2 separate regions of the Homo sapiens genome follow, and region 2 is linked to region 1. A link is a contact called in ENCODE Hi-C data. All regions are on one chromosome and are shown on one strand. The core of a region is the stretch at or near the end of the contact, and the rest is flanking DNA. Distances in the headings are between cores, read along the strand shown.

Region 1 (3,049 bases), core at 238-2,737:
TAGTGCTGCAATGAACATGCAAGTACATGTGTCCTATTTATTTTCTTTTGGATGTATACCCAGTAATGGAATTGCTGGGTTGAATGGTTAAGTTCTTTGAGAAATCTCCAAACTGCTTTCTACAATGGCTGAACTAATTTACGTTCCCACCAACAGTATATAAGCATCGCCTTCTCTCCACAGCCTTGACAGCATCTATTGTTTTTGACTTTTCATGTAATGACCCATAGGCTCAAAGTAAAGGGTCAGAGAAAGACCTATCATGCAAATGAAAAACAAAAAAGAGCAGGGGTTGCTATTCTTATGTCAGATAAAACAGGCTTTAAACGAATAACAGTAAAAAAGGACAAAAAAGGGCATTACATAATGATAAAGTTTCCAATTCAACAGGAAGACTTAGCTATCCTAAATATATATGCATCCAATATTGGAGCACCCAAACTCATAAAATAACTACTTCTAGACCTATGAAAGGACTTAGACAGCTACACAATAATAGTGGGGGACTTCAACACCCCACTGATAGTGTTAGAAAGATCACTGAGCAGAAAACTAACAAAGAAATTCTGGACTTAAACTTGACACTTGACCAATTGGACCTAATAGACACCTATAGAATACTTCATCCAGCACCCACAGAATACGCATTCTTCTCATCTGCACACAGACACAGAACATACTCCAAGATCAACCACATGCTTGGCCATAAAACACGCCTCAATAAATTAAAAAAAAATCAAAGTTATACTGACCATAATCTCAGACCACAGTGGAATAAAAACAAAAATCAATACCAAAAAGATCTCTTGAACAACACAATTCATGAAAATTAAATACCTTGCTCCTAAATGACTTTTGGGTAAACAACAAAATTAATGCAGAAATAAAAAAAATTCTTTGCAATAAGTGAAAACAGAGACACATCATACCAAAATCTCTGGGATGCAGCAAAAGCAGTGTTAAGAAGAAAGTTTATAGTGCTAAATGCGTACTTCAAAAAGTTAGAAAGATCTCAAATTAAACATCTAACATCACACCGAGAGGAACTAGGAAAACAAGGCCAGTGCCTTTACCTTGTAGCCCCAAAGAAGTCTGACCTCAAGAATTGGAATGTAGGATTTTTGAGGGAAACGGTGAGCCTGAAAGCAGTTAGGAAGTAACCTAATTCTCTAGCCACTCACAGAGGGTGCAAAATCTCAGACCAGCAAACAAGGCAGGGCAGAAAGGCACACACTATATATCAACAGGCCATGGATGGTCGTCACCATTCAGACTCTCCAATATTCCTTGTTAACAAGCTGAAATCAGATGATCCTCATTTTCACTTGAGCCCAGGGTTATAATTTCTTGGAAAGTGCAAAGGGAGGCAAACTATAATGGGAAGGAAGAGCAAGTCAACATGAATCTGAGGAAGGGGAATGCTTTTCATTCTGGTTTTTGAACAGGTGGTGGTCAGAGCTGGCAGAAAGCCCAGGATATGTCAGCAGTCCCGGAAAAGAGATGTTCTTGTTGTAAATCTCATGTTGATTCTTGCCCCTCCCTCTCCACCTCCCACTCTTACACATGCTCACGCTTCTTAGTAAGTACACTGGAGCTACCTCCCCCATGCCCCACAGCACATTGTACCTCTGCTAGCACAGGGATCACGTTCTGACTTACAGTGGTTGTGGGTGTCTCTGTCTCTTTCTCTCAAAACAAACATATTGGAGTTTCTCACTCATCGACATTTCTGCACCAGTGCCTGCAGACAGTTTTCCTCACTGTGAGGACTCTAAATACTTTCATTTACTGGAATTAGATTTACCCTTTTGGCTAAGGTGTCATATGGACAGGGGAATTACCAAGTCCAAGAGTAGTTTTGGCTTCCTGATGGGAAAGAGTTGTTGTATAACAGGAATCCTACCTAGGCCTCCTATTGCTCATTCCCAAGACAATTTCTTAGGCCCATCTTTGTCTTCCCAAATTGCCCTTATTTTTTGCCACTGCCAAGGCCCTATGGTCTCAGCTGGCTTCTCTCTCCTTTTAGGCCATTCTCCTTGCTTTGTCCCTTGGTACGCTTTAAACTTAACAGTTCCCTAAGACTGGTTCCAGAGCAAGGTCCTGCTTCCCTGCTATGTCTCATAGAGAAGTGAAACCTCTCTTGCTGCTTTTCACAGGGGAGAGAGACTGGGTCAAAAACAAAACAGAGAATCATACAAAGCTGTTCTTTAATTCCTGACTCCCTCATAAGACAGACTAGAAACTCTGGTGAAGTCTGTGATTTGCTCTTATCCATGAGGATGAGACTCTCTCAACTCCCTTCTTAAATACAGGCTGGAGGATAAAACTGAGGTCCTGCAGTTTGCATAATAGCTGACATCTATTGAGAATCTACTGACTACTAGGAACTATATAAGTTGTGTACATACTATTTTGTTTACTTTTTCAATTAACCACATGAGATAAATACTATTGTAGTTGCATTTTGTCAATACAGTAACTGAGCCTTAAAGAGATTAAGTTACATGTTCAAAATCCCCTAGCCATGAACTGATGGACTAGGGTTTATATCTTATTCGAAAAACAATAGTATTAACTAATGGTTACTCAAAAAGGATGTCTTTTAAATTCCAGTGAGAAGTTTGCATCTTTGAGAATGTTAGGATGGATAAACATCCATGTCACTGCTTCTCAATAAAAAGAACAATTATAGTATATTTTCTTATTGCTAGTCTAACCGGAAATAGTCTGGTTTATTACTTATAAACTAGTTCTTGGAACTAAGACCGTAAACCTTGACTTGGTGCAGGAAATGGTGTGGTTTTACATGCTCAGGAAACAATGACCAGAGTAAAATATTTGACAAATTTTATGCTCTGATTGAGAATTGGAGGCCTGGGGGAATACCTGAATGACTTGCATGCTGCTAAATATTTTTCCACAATATTTTTTTAATGGTTGCACGGTATTCCATTGTATGGTTGCAATATAATTTAGTTGCATGACATCTGGGCAATAGGGGAGTTTCTAAGAGCAGGAGGAATTTTAGAAAAGAGAAACTGAGTATTAG
Region 2 (3,155 bases), core at 30-2,529, 1.2 Mb after region 1:
AGTGTGATAGTATTCATTTTACCTTTGACTTGTTCTAAAAACACACCATACTTCTACCCCACCCTTCCTCAGTGCCGTCACACAATGGTTTCAGTGTGAAAAAAAAAACCACGTTACTGGAAAAGGAGGGTGCCTGGGACTTGCCACTCTAAGCTGGTAGTCAAGGGTCTTGAGTTCTAAAAGCATACGCGTTAAGAGCATGATTCCTGGATCCAAATGAGTATGGATCTCAGCATTGCCATTTATTGTGACCTCAGGCTATTTTATTTCTCTGTGCCTGTTTCTTTATCAGTAATGAAGATGTTCATAGACCCTTCTCCCACAGACTTAAAGGCATATTTCATGATTTAAGACATGTAAACCATTCATAACAGTATACAACATGGAATTAATATTTGATAAAGGTTTATGATTATTGTAACTAACTCTGTCACTTGCTCAAGGCCTATAGAAAACTTACTTAATTAGTTCAACTACAAAAAGAGTTTGAATGTGATATCCACCAAGATCATATTCAGACCTAGAATTCTGTGATTCTTATGAATTAATACAGCCTTGGTCAATAAATGAGAGCTGGGCAAATAATTCTTCTTTGCTAGGCCTTTCTAGACCATCTGGTGAAGCATTCAAGACTTATGTTATTGGGGCCAGCCTTCCTTTCCAACTTCAACTCCACAACTCCTCAATAAGCCATGGGCTCAAGAAAGTTCTGCTCAGTGGCCCCTGAAAAATGCTTTCATAGTCTCACTACCATACCACTGCTTACACAATTTCCTTCCTACAGACTGCCTTCCTTTCCTGCTTTTCTCCATATACCTAAATCCTATCTATTCTTCATAAGCAACCTTCTTTATAACATTTTCTATAACCACCAAGCCAAATGACCTTTTCCTTCTTAAATATAGCACCCATTGGCCATTACCATGCTCTGCCTTGTATTTTTCTGATTTTTTTCTTTCTATATTCCTGTCTTAACTCCCCAGCTAGGTAATAATTTTCCTGAAATCAGGGACCAGGCTGACTCCTCTTGCTGTCTCAAGAAAGCTTAGCAGTTTCCAACACAAAAATGTTCAATAAACAACTATTAATTGACTGATTATAAAAAATCAGTGAACCATTAAACTTAATATAGCAATTTGCTTAGCATGGTAATTAGCTTTTTGCTAATATTCTTCCAGCCAGTCTCTCCTCCTGTGCCTCAAGGACATCTTAAAAAAAAAAAATCTAGTTGATCTGCTTCCATCTAGTGGCAATTAAAACAGGTGGTTCCGGTAGCCAGAAAACAGCTCTGGGTAGATTGTGCCAGAAAATACTTTCACTCAGTAGGTGCGAGTTTGAAAGAAATCTTCACATCTGTGGGTTTCCTGCCACAGACATAGGGAGACCAGCCCAGAGAAAGAAGCCTTTCCTCACTAGACTCCATTTGCACTAGTAAAGAGAAGACAGAGTAATTAAAAAGAATAAAAAGAACCTCCACTGATCGTACATCCTCATCCAGTTACCCCTGCCCCACTTCTCCTTCACAGCCAAACATTTTAAAAGAGATGACTGCTTGTTCTGTCTCTACTTTCTCATCCTCAGTAATGCTCAATGCTTGGCCGTCTGACCTCTGTCTTGATGTCTGCACTGCAAATAGTCTCCCCACTGACACCCTTGTTGCATCCAGGGGATACTTACTGGTTCTCTTGGCAATGTTTGAAACCGTTCCCCTTTCTTTGTTTCCTTGGCATTCATTACCCCACACTCTTTCTCCTCTTCCTTCTCCCTGCCTGGCAACATCTTTTCATTTCTCTTTCCCTTAGGTGACTTATTAGATAATGATGTTCCTCTGGCTCCCATACTCTCTCCCAGGTCCTCTTCCATTCTTAAAGCACTCACACCCTCCCTGGATGATAGTACCCACTCCTGAGATGGCAGTTACCTCCTGAAATGTGAGGGACCCAAATCCACTTCTCCTGCCATAGCCTCTGTGCTTTGGATAGGTCCAATGAGCCACAGTGAATGATGTGCATACACCCAAAGCTCAGTACAAAACTGAACCCATGATCTTTACCTCCAAAACCTCTCATTCTTTTATGTTCCCTTCTCAGAAGTAAACAGGACTACCATCCGCCAGTTTCCAGGTGAGAAAGATGATAATTTGATTCTTCTCTCTCACTTTTAGCCAATTAACAGACACATTCAGTTAATATCACCTCCTCTTATTTCATGAACCCATTCTTACTACTAGTTCCCTAGACAGGCGCCATCGGTTTTAATCTAATAACTGCAAATGCCTCCAAAACAAGTCTCTTTGAATCCAGGCTCACCTGTCTCCCACACTTGCCATACTGCTCTGCAGGGTGACCTTATAAGATGCCAGAGGTAAGGCTACTCACTGTTTAAACCCCTTTAGTGATATCCCAAAAGACCTCAAGATAAAGCCCATATCACATGGCTTATACATTAGTTTATGATCTGGCTTCTGGTGCCTCATTTTTCCCCACTTTTTCCTTTGCATTCTAAGCAATGGCCCATACTAAGTTTGTGATTGGTAGGATGGTTGCCCAAACCAGCATCCAATCCCTTCAGAAATCATCTCACTTCATTTCTAGCATTTTAAAGGAAGCTCAGTTGTCCAGCTGGGTACTGAATATGTCACCAAAGTCCTCCTTTCATAGTTTATTTTACTTAAACTCTCCTTCCTAAAATTCCAGAGCAAGTCACTAAACCCTAGATACTGAGAAATATTTTTCCATCTTCATTTCTGCCAGGTGGGCCATCAACTTTCACATGTCTGCATCTCCTCCCACTGTGCTATTTCTCCAGTAGAAGAAATTTGAGCTTCAAGACCAAACTGAAAAATACTTGCCTCCTTGGGGAAGCTGTAGGTAGAATTCATGCTCCCTATCTTTCCCACATTTCTGAAGGACAATGCCTGTTAGAGCAATTGAATGCAAATAGTCAATTGAATAAGCATTTATTCATTTCTCAATAAGTGCTTGTTCAATTGAATATTTCTTAAATAATATATTTAAGAACAAGAAGAACACACCACAATGTTTTTAACCCTCAGAAAAAATTCTGAGGTAATCAGAAAAATCTCCCTTTACATAAACTGCCCTTTTCTAATAGGGATTACTTGTTCGTTCATTCATTCATTCAGCTCCACTAGC

What was found. Hi-C counts contacts between places; a loop is a spot of excess contacts on that map. Pooled maps may share reads with other maps.
Region 2: a loop to region 1 is called in a map with no recorded cell type, with 5 times the contacts of the local background. The contact joins two enhancer-like sites. A Hi-C loop is called at or near these places in 7 of 37 single-sample maps with no recorded cell type and 5 of 50 pooled maps.

What each region holds. Positions count from the first base shown.
Region 1 is chr1:168,464,849-168,467,897 of GRCh38, forward strand. All of the region lies in intron 3 of LOC125312414 (a long non-coding RNA gene), which reads right to left. The region is part of intron 4 of LOC101928565 (a long non-coding RNA gene); the gene reads right to left. Among named protein-coding and RNA genes, the nearest start is that of XCL2, 78 kb to the right of the region's middle. Within about 2 kb of position 1,488, at least 8 of the 41 ENCODE cell types and tissues checked have a DNase peak (open chromatin) inside an H3K27ac peak, as active enhancers do.
Region 2 is chr1:169,693,197-169,696,351 of GRCh38, forward strand. The region is part of intron 8 of SELL (selectin L); the gene reads right to left. Among named protein-coding and RNA genes, the nearest start is that of SELL, 17 kb to the right of the region's middle. Within about 2 kb of position 1,280, at least 6 of the 41 ENCODE cell types and tissues checked have a DNase peak (open chromatin) inside an H3K27ac peak, as active enhancers do.